2 separate regions of the Homo sapiens genome follow, and region 2 is linked to region 1. Evidence: chromatin loops called from intact Hi-C (ENCODE). Cell type or tissue: sigmoid colon. All regions are shown on one strand. Each heading gives the region's core, and the rest is flanking DNA. Links, peaks and the distances in the headings are about the cores only.

What was found. A loop is a pair of places that touch in the nucleus more often than their neighbours do. Peaks named below come from ENCODE experiments on the same cell type or tissue, not always from the same donor. Only the 100,000 strongest peaks of a DNase experiment are listed, where the experiment ranks them.
Region 2: a loop joins it to region 1, with 4 times the contacts of the local background. A loop is called at or near these places in 2 of 110 quality-filtered maps.

The regions. Positions count from the first base shown.
Region 1 is chr18:8,745,742-8,754,271 of GRCh38, reverse strand. All of the region lies in intron 3 of MTCL1 (microtubule crosslinking factor 1), which reads right to left. Among named protein-coding and RNA genes, the nearest start is that of GACAT2, 42 kb to the right of the region's middle. In sigmoid colon, for the core only: no CTCF peak of the experiment used is centred there; DNase peaks (open chromatin) are centred at 2,405, 2,923 and 3,221; H3K27ac peaks cover 674 bases.
Region 2 is chr18:8,969,277-8,977,806 of GRCh38, reverse strand. No RefSeq gene overlaps it. Among named protein-coding and RNA genes, the nearest start is that of NDUFV2, 130 kb to the left of the region's middle. RefSeq lists an enhancer at 168-699. In sigmoid colon, for the core only: no CTCF peak of the experiment used is centred there; a DNase peak (open chromatin) is centred at 3,316; H3K4me3 peaks cover 1,255 bases.

The DNA.
Region 1 (8,530 bases), core at 2,166-4,665:
CGGTGAAACCCCGTCTCTATTAAAATTACAAAAATTAGCCAGGCGTGGTGGTGCACACCTGTGATCCCAGCTATGCAGGAGGCTGAGACACCAGAATTGCTTGAACTCAGGATGTAAAGGTTGCAGTGAGGCAAGACAGTGCCACTGCACTCCAGCCTGGGCGAAAGAACAAGACCGTGTCTCAAAATAAATAAATAAATAAATAGGAAGTAGGGGGAAAATTTCAACCAGTTGCTTGTCACGTAAGTCTGTATGAAAAGCAATAAAATTTTCAGTTTGAAATAAGAATTAATACATATTTTAAATTTGAAGTATATCACCAAATGGTATGAAATGGTCCCATATTAACAGTCACAAATTGTAACAGTCCTCTCAGATTTTTACCTACAGTATCATTATTTTTATATATTTATGTCACTAGGAGACAGTCTTCATGGGCCTCTTACACTCCTACACAGCTTGCTGGGTGTGTCGTGAATGCAAGGCTGGAACCATACACTACCTGGACTATTTCTCAGGACCGTGTTTGCAGTGAGAAACCTTGATGGCTGAGGTGATGTCTCCCTCTGCAACAAAGAGCAGGCTTGCTTACTATAAAATGGCTATAACATGGTGGGTTCTCCAGGCTCAGTGTTCCCCAGCTGTGACACCACAGCTCACATCAGGGGCTCTCTGATGTCACCAGGTAAAAAGGACCAGGGAGTCAGGGCAGAGCTGGACTGTCTTTCAAAGGCATCCATCTGGGCCCATTGGGTCATGCTTACTGGATGTGGGGACAAGGAAAACTGACTGTGCTGATGCTGCCTGCTGTGCCCTGAGTAATGAGTCCTTTGTCTCTGATCCAGGAGTCTCATGTCTTCTGCCAGCATCCACGGAATGGTAGGAGGCTAGCTTGTTAGCTTGTGAGTACAGTAAAATCAAATCCCAGATCTGTCAATACCTTTATTTCAAACAATAAGTGTCTCCCATTTTTTAAAAAATTGACATCATAGTTGATTCATAGGTAAACAACTGGATTAGAAGGCCATGCCTCTAACAGTGGAATGTAGCACTGGCTATTTTAAACAATGATTTTAGCATTTTATGAAAACGTTCTCACCCATGTTGGGCTTCCCTGGGTCCAGGTATGAATGTGCATGAAGACTTCTGTCTGTGCCAGAAGTTCGGGATTATTTGTTCTACTCTCATCTCTTTCTGTGGGCTGCTGTGGCTCTGCTTGAGGCCACCTGGTCTTATAGCCTTAGGGGTCTATAGTAAAAACCATCCTCTTTATACAGGAGCAGGTCAGGATGGCCATGTTCGATACGGCGACGTCTCCACGCATTTGCCTGTTTGCCCACTGTATTTTCTGAGGTTGCTCATGTCCAGCTCTTTGTGGCACTGTACTCAGGCCTCATTATGGCTCACTGTGCACTGTCCAAAGCCCAGAGCCACCTTGTGTCACTCCTCTTGGAGGCAGGGGATATGTTGTTTGTAGAAATAGCCTACGCACCCAGCAATAGGGTGCCTGAACCCCAGGAGCAACTGGTAGCATCTGATAAGTGGCTGAATTGATTCTTCATCATTTCTAGACTGTCTTTATGACAATATTTTTCAATATCATTCTATTGTGTTTAACAATTGGGATGGTAACAAGAAAGATTTTTAAATAGTTACCCCCCAAGAACCTTGGAAATACTCTGTGGGTCTGTAGCATACAAACTCAGCCCTCTAAGACAGCAGACATTTGCACTCTTTAACTTGCTATGCCACATGCATTCCTCTGGGACAAGTGCCAGGCCAGGCCTTCTTAAAACTTTCCTTCAAATCAAACATAAAAAAGAGAGGCACAGTTGCTAAAGAAAGCAATAACACAAAAAAAATTCGATTTAAAAGTTATGTTAACAACTATCAGTTCCTATTCAACTAGTACATGGAAGTTTAAATAGTAAAAGAGAAAACTTTAACAAATTTTTCAAAACCACTGCTCAGTACTTTGGATAGGCAGATGACTTTTTATAAAGTCACAATATTTACACATCTTACTCAAAATAAAACTTTTTAATGTTCTAACTTAAAACACTGGATTATATTTAGTTTTATCTCATACTCAGCAAGTCAATGCTGACCTGGCCCTCTTCTCCCCAAATCAGCCATCTCTATCTCTGTCATCGGGATGTCCTAGAGTCAAAGCTCTGGGGTCCTTTCCATCCCGCTCCTTCTTTACCTTTCAGCCTTATAGATTTATCAACAACCTCTTTTCAAATATCCCTCTGGGGCCTTCTTTTGACAGAACACACACCAGCTATGTCCAAACATGCTAAAATTCTGAACAAACATTCAAGTGAAAGTGCAGTCTGCAGCAGCTTGGCCTTAAACGTTTCTTTTCCGCGTCACCGCTGCCCTGAGCTAAGTCTTCAACACCTCGTGTGCAGGTCAATGAAACAACTTTCACAAGCGAATCCCACGGCTCCATCTGCCCCAACTCAGAGCATTTCTAACCTCGTCTAGTCTTCATAACAGCAAAAAAGATTGTTTTTGTATTGTGATGTCCCCCTCTTCTGCAACAGCAGCCAACCTCACTTCAACTGTACCCCCCACATCTGCCTCACACCTACCCCGTCCTGCACTGGACCAGGTGACTCAGACCAATGAGAAAATTCACCTCGGATTTCCTTGACTATTGAAGGGAATGGAGCTAAAACCCTCAAAACCAAAAAGCGTTTGTTTTTAGAGTGTTGATGACATGAGTGTCAAAAATTGCAGTCCAGGGAGAAACTATAGCACAAAATGTCAGTTATCTTGTCCCAAAACAATACCATTCTATTCTGGAAGGATTTAGGTGGCCCACTTTTGAGCAGTAACAGTAGCGGCAACATCACTTACATCCTCAGAAGCACAGATCAAGCATCGCGTTTCACTCCTGGGTGGTCACCAAAAGAGGCATGTTTAATGTCTACGCATGCAAAACTTAAAACAGACAACTGAGGACCTGGTGAAATATCCTTCTGGAGCCTTCTTTTGACAGAACACACACAAGCTATGTCCAAACATGTCGAAAATTCTACATAAACATCCAAGTGAAAGTGCAAAGTCATCAGCAGCCTGAGCCTTACAGACCTTTTTTGCATAAATATTTTGTTCTCAACAGAATCCAGACACAGTCCATGTGCGGAAAAGATGTGTGCATGAGTCATGCACACATGCAGTCAGATGCCCACACCCACTGGTCCTTCTGGGGGCCCGCTGCCCAGGGCACTGTCCACCCCATCCTCCTCCTCCTTGGAGCACGAGAGGGCCTGGCCACGGTGCACACTGCATCTGTCCACCCTACCCAGCACTCAGGCCGCCTTGCCAGTAACTTTATCAACGCATCCAGAGAAGGCAACTGCAGGCCTCACTCCCAGCTATGCCAAAGGGGGACCAGCTTGGGACTCCCGGAAATAAATTCAGTTTTACCAGCAAGTCATTTCCCTGTAATGAAAATAAAGCACTCTTATAAGCCAAGACTCCCTTAAATCAGACACATAATCTGATTATAACTGCAATGCATTCAAAAAGCATGTTCATAATCTTGTTACAACTTTTCCCATGCCTAGAAAAATGTTCTCAAGACCGTTGCAGGGCAGTGTCCTCTGGATATAGGCATTTGGGGTCCAGGTTGGTAACCCCAAGGAAGAACTGGTAGCATTCAACACCTCCTCCCTGCCCTCCATCTGATTAGAAGATAGAAACTTCCTTCCTTCCTCTGCACCTCCAGCCAGCCAGGAGACAAGCGCAGAATGCACTGGCCCGAGCTGCCCAGCCTTTTCTGCATGGTGCCCAGGGCACAGAGAGCAGCAGGTGGGGCCCCACCCTGGAGGAGGGGCACCCTCCAGGACCGGGCTCTCTCCAGGCATATTTCGCTTAGGCAGTCACACCAGGGAAAGACATAAAATGACATTACTGGCCGGGCACAGAGACTCACGTCTGTAATCCCAGCATTCTGGGAGGCTGAGGCGGGCAGATCACTTGAGGTCAGGAGTTCGAGACCAGCCTGGCCAACATGGTGAAACCCTGTCTCTACTAAAAATACAAAAATTAGCCAGTGTGGTGGCATGAGCCTGTAATCCCAGCTTCTCAGTGGGAGGCTGAGGTGGGAGGATCACTTGAACCCAGGAGGCAAAGGTTGCAGTGAGCCGCGATCACACCACTGCACTCCAGCCTGGGTGATGGAATGAGACTCTGTCTCAAAATAATATAAATAAAAATAAAAACAAATATAAAAAATAAAATGACATTACCATCCAGCTAACAGCAACTTTAATATTCCCTATGGGTTAACAGAAACAAACTGAAAATACAGTTTTATGTTAGTCTTAGTAGTAAAGTTACTCTTAGAGCAAAGCTTTATTTTACTGAAACATCGAAACAAGTTTATAGCTGGGTCCCAACAACTCAGTTTTACAGTTGCAGACACTGAAGTTCAAGCCATTAAGCAACCTGCCCGAAGTCCCATAGTTGCCAAGGAAAGAATAGGCCCCCATGTCTGTACGATCCAGGATCATGCCCTAAGCCCTGTTCGCTGGGGTCCAGGGCCAGGGCCAGTGGGAGGCACTGTGCTTACAGGTATTTACAGGTGGCCAAACCCCATCCCTGTGCTCTTGTCACTCTCTCGGGCCCACCATTGGATCTGCCCAAGCTCAGGCTCTGCTTTCTTCTCACTTAGGCCACGGCCACAGCCTCTCCACTGGCTCTGTCTTCTCACTTCACTCTTCCTCCACTTACCTTCCAAAGATATAACTGCCCATATCATTCTCCCTTGAAAAACCTCCTGTGGTTTTTCAACCACAGCACCCTCTGCCTTCAGAGTGCATCGAACACCCTGAGCCAGGACCCTAGATCCATGTGGTCCGTCCGCAGCCAGCCTGGCCTCTCCATACACCTTGCCTCCTGCTATGGTGACAGCATGGCTTGCAGCCCCAGGCTGGCCAACTCTTAACCTGTCCCTACTGTCCTCCCCACCCTGATATAGTGTCATTACTGGTAAGGCCTGAGGCAGCGGCAACTGCATTTGGGGGTGCCACAGCACACCTGTCATTCTCCAATTGCTCTCCCATGCCTTTATGAAATGAGCTTGCAGATGCTGCATAAGAAGGGATGTCCCAGGAATGGAAAATGCTGCTGGCTGATCGAAGGCTCCACCTTTTAATGCTGCCAAACAAATAAAATATCTCACAAGGTCATCTGAGGCAAGTCCAGGGTCTCCATTTATAACAGAACTAAAAGTAGAGATGATGTGTGCCATTTTGACGGCAGCATCATGTGCTAGCAGAGTGAACAGAGGACACCCCATCTGTCCTTGTGCACAAGAAACTGCTTTGAAGGAACTCAATCTCTTAGGTGACTGTGATGACCCCCAAGAAGGAGCTGTGATCACCTGAACATAAGATACAAAGGTCCCCTGTCAGTTTCATTTTACAAACCACATGGCTTCCTTCACTGAAGTCTTGCCTCAATCCAGTGACTTCATCCCGAAAGACAGAACTGGCTAATACCCTGAACTCATGTTAATATTACTATTAACGTTAATACAAAAATATATATGTATATATACACACACATGTAGAGTCTTCAGAATTTATTTACATATATATAAACTGAATTTATTTCGGGGAGTCACGAATATATATATTCAGAATATATATATGTGTGTATATGTGTGTGTGTGTGCATATATATATATACACATACATACATATATTTGGAGACAGGGTCTTGCTTTGTCACCCACCCAGGTGAGAATGCAGTGGCACAATTATCATTTACTGTAGCCTTGATCTCCCGCGCTCAAACGATCCTCCCATCTCAGCCTCCCAAGTAGCTGGGACCACAGGTGCATGCCACCATGCCTGGCTAATTTTTAAATTTTGGTAGAGATGGTGTCTCACTATGTTGTCCAGGCTGGTCTCCAATTCCTGGGGGCTCAAGCGATCCTCCTGCCTTGGCACCTACTAATATACGAATATATTTAGTGTTGTGAGGCCTCTTCAAGAAGACCTACCTGGCAGCTTTGTGCAAAACTGACTGCAGGGGAGGGATGGGGGCAGGGGTCCGGCTTGGTGTGAGGTCTGGGCACCTCAGTTCAGTGCAGGCAGAGAGACTAGAAAGCAACAGGGCAGAACCAGGAAACTGTGTGAGGGAGAGAGCTGACAGGGGTGCAGAGCCCCAAGTGAGGCGGCCACAAGCAGTTCTGAGGGGTATGGTCTGGGGACGGAAGACCAGGGGCACCAACATGACCTGGAGGTAGGACACAGAGCTTAGGTGTGTGGGTGACAACCAGGCAGCTCTCCTCACAACCTGCCAGTGGGACTCCAGCATGGGGCACACAAGGAGGACACAATGAGGACAGGAGCCTGTGCAGGGCTGCTGAGGCTATCCATCTGGAGCCACTCAGGAAAAACACAATGCAGATAATTATTAACAAAAAACAGAAAATGCGAGCCCACTGATCCTGTCCTCGCAGGGCAGGGCAGTGTCAGATTCCAGCGAGACTTCCTTAGGGCTTACTCAGCTTCTCTGTTTTCCTGTATGTTGTGGGCTGAACTATTTCCCCAAGAAGATATGTTCAAGTGCTACCCCCAGTGCTGGGGAATATGGCCTTATTTGGAAACAGAGTCTTTGCACGTTTAGAGGAGGACCTACTAGACTGCATGGGCCGGATCCAAGATGACTGGTGTCCTTATAAGCTGAGGACGAGACACACACACAGAGAAGGCAGCTGAGACTCAGACACACAGGGAAGAGGTTGTGTGATGACAAAGGCAGAGGCAGAGATTTGGGTGGCTCAGCCACAAGCCAGGGAGCAAAGCACCAGGCATGGAACAGACTCTCCCCTAGGGCCTTTCCAGACAGCGTGCCCTGCAGGCACCTTGATCTTGGACTGCAGCCCCCACCACAGGCCAGGGAGCAAAGCACCAGGCATGGAACAGACTCTCCCCTAGGGCCTTTCCAGATAGCATGCCCTGCAGGCACCCTGATCTTGGACTGCAGTCCCCACTGCTGTGAAAGAATAAGCTTCAGGTTCTGAAGCCGTTCAGTGGGTGGGCCCTTGGTTGCAGCCGTACTAGAAAAGACAGAGTCAGTACCTGTGTGGACCAGTGGTGTCCAGACCACAAGAGGCATGGTGTGGGCTCTGGACCTGTCTCTCCAAAAAGCTGACCATCTCTGATTTCCACCTGGAAGAGCCGGGCCAACACAGGACATCGGAAGGGTGAGCATCGTCGCGATACCCAGGCCCCAGGTGACGATGCTCAGTGTGGGTGGAGAGACGGAACTGGCAGTCCAGGTTCTCCAGCTAAATCTTAAATGGGCTTCCCTGTCCCATTCCACTTTTGTCTCCTTTCTTTGAGAATAGAACTGCCCCCACTCCTACCACCCTTTTTGCATTTATTGTAGGTGCACGCGGTCCTCGGGTATATATTCATGACTGTTGTTTGATATAATGAGATAATTATCTGTTTAATAATCCCACATCCATAATCCACATCCATCACTGCCCAGGCCCAGCTCTGGCACATTGTGGAGACCCCCTCTCTCCTGCACCAACATGGGCAGGAGATGGGGAGCAGTGCAGGGGCCCCTGTCAGCAGGGTTTGCAAACACCACAGTGCAGCTCGAGAGAAGGCTTCCGTGCAAGAAGGAAAACCAAGGTATCCTCTATCTTATTTTTACTCCACATAGGACAAGAAAATGCCCACTTTAACATATCCAGGGTTTCTAGATTCAAATCCATGGGATTCCCCCTCTCCACACTTCAAAGAATGACAATGCTCATAAGAGTGACAGCCCCTGTTTAAGTAGCCTCAGCACTTTAGATATTTCACCTCAAGTCCTCACAACCGAACAAAAAATAACCAGAGTTGGCAAGGATGTGGAGAAATTGGAAGCCTTGTGCATTGCTGATGGCAGTGTAAAACGGTGCTGCCATGTGGAAAACAGTGGGGCGGTTCCTTAAAAAATTCAAAGTAGAGGTATCATCTGATCCAGCAATCCCACTTCCGAGTACACACCCAAAAGAACTGAGGGTGAGACTTGAACAGACATTTGTATGCTCACGTTCATAGCAGCTCATTCACAACAGACATAGGTGAGGGCAACCTAAGTGTTTATTGATGGATAAACAGATCAACTCAATGTGGAGTACCATAGAATATTATTTAGCCTTAAAAGGGATGGAAATTCTGACACATGCTGCAACGTGGACCAAGCATGGATTCAGGACATTATGCTAAGCGAAATAAGCCAAACACACAAAAAGACAAATACTGTATGATTCCAATTATATGAGGTACACAGAATAGCAGTTTCATAGAGGTAGAAAATAGAATGGTGGTTGCCAGGGGCTGGGAGGAGGGAAGAATGGAGACTTGTTGTTTAATGGGTACAGAGTTTCACTTCTGCAAGATGAAAGAAGTTCTGGAGATAGACGGCGGTTGCTCAACAATGTGAATGTACTTAATGCCACTGCACTGCAACTTAAAGATGGTTAAAGTGATAAACTTTATGTCAT
Region 2 (8,530 bases), core at 2,234-4,733, 220 kb before region 1:
GCCCCCCAACCAAATGAATGGACCCCTCCTCTTGGCCAAAGGCTTTCTAAAGTAAACCTGAAACAGGCCATGATGAGAAGGGGGGTCAGACACTCCTCATTACACCTTCTTCCCTTTGGAATTCAGGCATAGCTGACCAACAGCATTAACATTAACAGAGACATTGAGACTGCCAAAACAGACTCTTTGTAGCAATAAGATACCAACATGACAGATAGTAGGCCCTGATAGAAATCAAAGTATTTTACCCCAAAATACATTTCTTTGACATATTTTGAAATGGCCTTGCAAAGCTGTCTCTGGGGAAAATCTACATTCAGTAGAGGATCTCTTTCCCTTTCTAAGTCTTTTTCCTGACCCAGGAGAGAATTCACTAAGAGTCCAGCACCTTTTTAAGGCTGACAATAAACATTTACAACCTACTCCCTCTGAAGCCTGCTACCTGGAGGCTTCATCTACATAACAAGAACCTTGGTTTCCACAACACTTCTCTTAACCCAGACCCTCCCTTCTGTTGATTACAGGTCTTTAGATAAACTCAACCAATTGCCAATAAGAAAATAAGGAATCTACCTAAGACCTGGATGCCCCCACCTTTGAGTTGTCCCACCTTTTTGGGTTGAACCAATGTACATCTTACATATATTGATTGATATCTTATACCTCCCTAAAATGTGTAAAACCAAGCAGTTGGCCACACCCGGCCACCTTGGGCACATGTTCTCAGGATCTCCTGAGGATCAAATGAGATGTATATAAAGTGCTCAGCACAGAGTTTAACATCTAGAAAACCAACAATGAATATCCACTGTTGTCATTGTGTTGTATAATAAAGAATGTGTCTAGTTTTTGTTTTAGGTTCCGGGAACATGGCGTCTGAATCCGAGTGATAAGAGTATCTGTTATTCATGGTGGGCCCTTGGACCACAGCAGAGTTTATGCTAACAAGGTGACTCAGGATGGGGCCAGTCTTGTGGAAAAGCCAGTCCTGTGATTAGAGAGTTGGGGCTTTGAGTCACTTAATACAGGCCCAACCTCCTGACCCCTGGAGAGGGATGCTAGAGATGGAGTTCTATAACATGGTCAATGATTCAGTCAGTCACACCTACCAAATGAAACCCATTCAAAGCTCCAGACACCTGATGATCCCCCTGGGTGTTGGTAAACACATCAGTGTGCCAGGAGGGTAATGTGCTCTGATGCTGTGGGAAGAGGGCATGGCAGCTGTGCATTCAGGACCCTCCAGACCTCATCCTGGGCATCTATTTATATGCTGGTCCTGACTCGTATCCTTTATAATAAAACTGTAATCCTAAGTACAGCACTTTGAGTCATTCTAGTGAATTATTGAAACTGAAGGAGTCATGCAAACCCCGAATTTGTGGCCAGTTGGTCAGAAGTGCAGGTAGCTTTGGGACCCCCAAACTTGAGACTGATTCTGCAGTAAGGGGTGACTTTTTTTTTTTTTTTTTTGACAGGATCTCTGCTCTGTTGCCCAGGCTGGAGTGCAGTGACAAGATCATAGTCACTGCAGCTTCCAACTCCTAGGCTCAGGCAATCCCCCTGCTGCAGCCTCCTGGGCTGCTGAGACTACAGGTGTGAGCCACCAAACCCAGCTAATTTTTTAATTTTTATTTTTGTAGAGATAGGGTCTCGCTATGTTGCGCAGGCTGGTCTTGAACACCTATGCTCAAGTGATCCTCTTACCTCAGCCTCCTGAGTAGCTGGGACCACAGATATGTGCCACCATGCTTGGGTAATTAAAACAATTTTTTTTTCAGAGATGGGGTCTCACTATGTTGCCGAGGCTGGTCTCAGACGCCTGGGCTCAAGCAATCCTCCTGCTCCAGCCTTCCAAAGTGCTGGGATTGCAGGCATGAGCCACTGCACCCGGCCAGTGAGGGCTGTCTTGACGGGGACTGTGCCCTCGGTCTGTGGCATCTGTGCTAACGCCAGGTGATTAGTGTGAGACTTGAACGGCAGTAGTACAGGTTTCTATCACTGGATGAGACAATGTCTGACTGGCAAGAGAAACTAGATGGTTACAGAAAAAGAAACACCCCCCAGAGGGCCAGGTCCTAGATTGTAGGGGGAGGAAAAACAGGCCATGTTTTAGTCAGAAACTCAAATTCCACAGAATCTAGTCCTCAGTCTTCTTTGGATGAAGAAAGAGGGTCTCTTCTTGGATGTTTCTAGGTGTGGAGATGGGAGAGTGGGACAGAGCAGGGATAAGGAACAATATTAGAACTGTATCCCAATTTAATTTCCCATTTTTATTTGAAAGTAATGTAATATTCTGAGGACACAGCAATTTTTTCTAGGATTAAAATAATCACTATGATATTATTATCTTATTTAAAAAATTTAAAAAATTCTTGTGAGTACATAATAGGTATATATATTTGTGGGAGTCATGAGATGTTTTGATGCAGGCATGCAATGTGTAATAATCACATCATGGAGAATGGAGTGTCCATCACCTCAAGCATTTATCTTTCGTGTTACAAACAATCCAATTACACTCTTTTCATTATTTTTAAATGTATAAGTAGGTTTTTGACTATAGTCACACTGTTGTGCAACCAAATAGTAGGCCTTCTTCATTCTTTTTATGTTTTTTGCACCCATTAACCATCCCCACTTCTCATCTACCTCCTACTATCTGTTCCAGCCTCTAGTAACCAATCTTCTACCCTCTATGTCCATAAGTTCAATTGTTTTGATTTTTAGATCCCACAAATAAGTGAGAACATGTGATGTTTGTTTTTCTGTGCCTGGCTTGTTTCACTTAACATAATGACCTCCAGTTCCATCCATGTTTTGCAAATGACAGGATCTCTTTTTTACGGCTGAATAGTACCCCATTATGGATAATATTATTAATAATAAATAATATTTATATATAACATATATAAATAATATTAATAATAATAATTTAAAAATTCCCAAGGTGGCTTATTTGAAAATTGAATGTATTTTGAACAATCTATATTTACCTGGGCATTGGGCATCCTTCTAGGCTCTCTCATCTCCAAAGCAGATTCTATTACCGAATGATGGTCTCCACTTCTTGGATCCCTTCCATATGCTCCTAGTTGTGCTGTATTTTCTGGTCGTGCTTCCTTTTAGAGGCCTTGCTTATTTCCTGAAGTTGACCTGGCTCTTACTGTGCAGGACGAGGCAGACACTGGGAAGCACGCTGTTCTCCCAGGGCTTATCCTCTTGCTTTGCTTATTTCTTCTTTTCACAGGGTTTCAAGTCTGCTCTCTGTAGCCTCCTGCCATCCTTGCAAGTTCCTACACATGGAAAAAGCCTTCTGCGGCTTCTGTGCCAAGTCTCCTGCTTTTCCTCAAGTTCTGCCTTAAGACACATATCTTTTCCGAAGTCTTTTATGGAGATTTTCTCACCAGAGTCTTCCTATGATTTGTAGCAACTAAGCAGTTGTTTTCTCTTTCAGATTCATCTTGGAGGATTAGCAGCAGCAAGAGCCTATGGAGGCAGGGAAGAAGCCTCTATCAAGTGGTGGTGTTTGCTTTTGCAGTTCTCTAATAAAAATGAAGTTTTCCATCTCTAACAAAATACCAATGACATTCTTCGCAGAAATAGAAAAAACAATTCTAAAATTTATATGGAACCCCAAAAGACCCAGAATCTCTAAAGCTATCCTAAGCAAAAGGAACAAAACTGGAGGAATGACATTACCTGACTTCAAATTATACTACAGAGCTATAGTAACCAAAACAGCATGGTACTGGCATAAAAACTGACACATAGACCAATGGAACAGAATAGAGAAACCAGAAACAAATCCACACATCTACAATAAACTCATTTTCAACAAAGGTGCCAAGAACATACACTAGGGAAGAGACAGTCTTCAATAAATGTTGCTGGGAAAACTGGATATCCATATGCAGAAGAATGAAACTAGACTCTTATCTCTCACCATATATAAAAATCAAAAAATGGATTAAAGACTTAAATCTAAGACCTCAAACTATGAAACTAATATAAAAAAACATTGGGGAAAATCTCCAGGGCATTGTTCTGGGCAAAGATTTCTTGAGTAATACCCCACAAGCACAGGAAACCAAAGCAAAAATGGACAAATGGGACCACATCAAGTTAAAAAGCTTCTGCACAGTGAAGGATACAATCAACAAAGTGAAGCGACAACCCACAGAATGGGAGGCAATATTTGCAAACTACCCATCTGACAGGGGACTAATAACCTGAATATATAAGGGTCTCAAACAACTCTAGGAAAATGTCTAATAATCTGATCAAAAATGGGCAAAAGACTTGAATAGACATTTCGCAAAAGAAGACACATGAATGACAAACAGGCATACGAAAATGTGCTTAACATCATTGATCATCAGAGAAATGCAAATCAAAACTCCAATGAGATAGCATCTCATCTCAGTTAAAATAGCTTATATCCAAAAGACAGATAATAACAAATGCTCTTCGGAATGTGGAGAAAAGGGTGGGAATGTAAATTAGTACAGCTACTGTGGAGAACAGTTTGGAGGTTCCTCAAAAAACTAAAAATAGAGCTGCTATATGATCCAGCAATCCCACTGCTGGGTGTATTCCCAAAAGAAAGAAAATCAGTGTATCAAAGAGATATTGGCACTCCTATGTTTGTTACAGTACTGTTTACAATAGCCAAGATTTGGAAGCAACCTAAGTGTCCATCAACAGATGAATAGATAAAGAAAATGTGGTACATAAACATAATAGAGTACTATTCAGCCATAAAAAAGAATGAGATCCTGTCATTTGCAACGACATAGATAGAACTGGAGGTCTTTACGTTAAGTGAAATAAGGCAGGCACAGAAAGACAAATATCACATGTTCTCACTTATCTGTGGGATCTAAAAAAACAATTGAAGTCATGGAAATAGAGAATAGAAGGATGGTTACCAGAGGCTAGGAAGGGTAGGTGGGGGAGGTTGTGGAGGGGAGGTGGGGATGGTTAATGGGTACAAAAAAAAATAGAAAGAATGAATAAGACCTACTATTTGATAGCAAAAATAGGGTGACTATAGTCAATAATTACTTAATTGTACATTTTAAAATAACTTAAAGAGTATAATTTGATTATTTGTAACTCAAAGGATAAATGTTTGAGTGGATGGATACCCCATTCTCCATGATGTGCTTATTTCACCTCACATGCCTGTATCAAAACATCTCAGATAACCCATAAGTATATACACCTACTATGTACCCACAAAAATTTTAAAAATTAAATAAAAAATCACACACAAACACAAATGAGGTTTTCCTCGAAGACAATGATGTTGAGAACCGGCAACATGCACATTCTCATTCTAAGGCCAGTCCACATTCCCTGAGCCCCTGACGAGTTGTTTGGCCGTGAGGGGCAGGTGGGAGACACTTACCATGGAGAGGAGGTCAGCTGTGGTGATACCCAGCCTCCAGCCCTGAGGACAGATGCTTCAGTTCAGCCACAGAAAAACATCCTTAATCCTGAGGAGCAATCACACTCATTTGCGGTGTAACCGGAGCCTCTTCACATTAATTGTGAAACCCGTTTGAATCTGTTTGACAGCAGTACTTTGGTGGCAAAAATCAGAGCAAGGACCAATTCCCAAGGGACTTTACAGTTGTCTCCTCAGTCAAATACACCCTTCAGAATCCACCTTCATGGAGCAAAGCATTTTTCTTTCTATCCTGCATCCAGCCTTTCTCCTTTAACCTAGGGAAACCTGCTGAACACACCTTCGTGTGAGAGAAGCCGCTTTTCCGTGTCCAGTGGGCAATCAGCGTAGCTCTGCTGTTCCAGCTCTGGCTATCTTGACACAGTTTAAAAGCTGTTTCTGTGACCTCACGGGACCTCACTGAGCCTCAGTCCTCTCAGATGGGGGTGACATGATAGTACTTTCCTTAGAGAATTACTTGAGGGTTAAATGAGAGAATCCAAGTAAGCACTAAACATAGTGCCTGGCATATGTAAGCATTTTGTAAATGTCAGGGGGAAAAGGAAATAGCCATTAAAAAACAGAAATCCACTCGGGAAGCTGGGGCAGGATCTCTTGAGGCCAGGAGTTCGAGACCAGCCTGGGTAGCATAGCAAGACCCCTGTCTCCACAAAAATAAATAAATAAAATTAGCCGGGTATGGTGGCACACGCCTGTAGTCCCAGCTACTCAGGACGCTGAAGTGGGAGGATCGCTTGAGCCTAGAAGTTCCAGGTTGTCGTGAGCTATGATTGTGCCACTGCACTCCAGCCTGGGCCACAGAGTGAGACCTCATCTCTTAAAAACAAAACAAAACCAAAACAACAACCAGAACTCCCTAGAGTGGCTATTTGGCTTCTGTACCTGTTAGCAGTACACGAGGCTCTGTCGTTATCCACTGTGTCTTCAATTCTATTATGCCTGTCAGGAAATTCAGAGTGGGTGTGATGGCTGTCACCTGCCAATGAGGAGACCCAAGCAATGAGAACTCACAGATCTTCACCAGAGGGCACACAGCTAGTTAGTTGCAGGAAACCTCTCACCTAGCATCACCCACCTGAGACCATGGAACTCCACGCTCACTGGAGAGGTGAGGAACAGCAGCAGACAAGTGTGGACGGGCAGTAGAGTTGACTCTGCAGGCTTGGGTCATTCAAACCCTGCACATCTAAGAGAAAGGTCTGGCCTTTGCCTGGTTCCTGGGAGATAACCTCTAAGCCCTTGGAATATTCTGCCTGATAGGGGTGTCTTTGCTCATCTCAGGCCTTGGGCCACACTGGCTAGTCTAGCCTAACAGTGTTATCTATGGTGGGACCTTGGGCCACACTGTTCGGCCTCTGGAGAGGCTGAAATCCAAATAGCTAAGGTCAGTAACGACGCATTCATGCCTGAAAGCCTAACCCCAGCAAAATCCCTGGACACGGAGGCTTATGGAAGCTTCCCTGGTTGGCAATACTTTGTACATCTTGTCCACAAGATTCCTGGGGAATTGAGCACTGCCTGCATGACTCCACTGAGAGTAAAAACAGGGAGCTCAGCCATTCTCTGGGCTCCGGCCTGTGCATCTTTTTCCTCTGACAACAGTCTGTATCCTTTTACTGCAACAAACCATAACCACGAGCCCAGTGGCTCTTCTGAGTTCCAGGAGTCCTTCCAGTGGATCACAGAATTTGAGCTTTGTCTTGGGGACACCTGGCTAAGTGGGGAAGGAAGGATCTGCCCCCTCAGGATGGGGACAAAAGCTCTGGAATCTGTATGCTGCATTTCGGTTTGGGACCACCTGCCTCCTCCGTCGGCAGTGGGCTCCTCCCTTCCTCCCTCCCTTCCCCCTCCCTGTCGGGCCTAGGTTGTCCCAGTGTCAGGCCAGAAGCAGCCCTCTAGGGTGGCTTTCCTAAGAATCATCATTTTTCAAAAGGGCTAGGAAAGACAGGAAGCCTGCCTTTCTTGCAGCATATCTGGTTTCACTCAGGAAATGGACTAAATTGAATTTAGAGGACATATATTTGATTGTTGAGTCAAACTCTGACCCAGGTATTTATTGCAAACATGGTATTTATTTCCCTGCTCTTTGTTAGAGGCTGTGGGGGGAGAACTGGCTCTGACTGTACAGGCATAGAGAGGATTCAGAGGCTCTTACACCACTGGCATTTTGGCAACCCATACCAGGACGATGTGAGTACTAACCTGCAACCCCAAGCTGTGATATTTATATGGCATGACTGGTATTACTCCTGAGTAACATCTAAAAACACAAGCTAAGATATCTGTGTGATCTGAACCTCACCCAGCAATTTCCTTGGCTGGAACAAGGAGGGAAATGAGGAATGAGGAGAAGGAGGTTGGTGGGTAGAGGAGAATGAGGATTGGGCAGGGGTTGGAAGGGGATGGCAGGGAAGTAAGAAAGATGAAAGGGCCAGGAGTGGTGGGACCTGTAGTCCCAGCTACTCGGGAGGCTGAGGAAGAAGGTTTGCTTGAGCCTAAGAATTCGAGGCCAGCCTGGGCAATGTAGCAAGACCCCCATCTCAAAAAAAATGAAGAAAGAAAGGTGGAAGGGAGGGAAGGGGGAGGAAGCTGTGACCCATCCGGTGAGTTTGGAAAGTGGTTTCTCAACCAGTTTATTGATTTCAATTCACTTAGATGCTAAATAAAAGTGTTATGTTTTTGTTTTTGGACAAGTTTATTCTTTGGGGACACACTTTTCCCTTTTAAAATTCCATTTCCTTTTCAAAACACAAGATTTTTCCAGACAACGTTTGTTTTCATGGGATCCCAGCACTCTGGGGAGTCTCTCTCTTTCCTCCATCCAGCTGCCTCCTGCCCTTCCTTGGGCCTTGGCTTAGATGTCACCTTCTCTTTGGAGACCTGCCCCAACTCCAAGTCTTGGCTAGCTTGCCATCTGTGTTGGCTTTACAATGTGTCAGTGCGGCAAGGCAGAACTGCATTTTCCAGAATTCCCTTCCCTCGACATTTCCAGTCAGTGTCAGCACTGAAGAGATTCTTGCAAAAGGGAGGCAGCGGAGACAGAGCAGCAGCCATTCC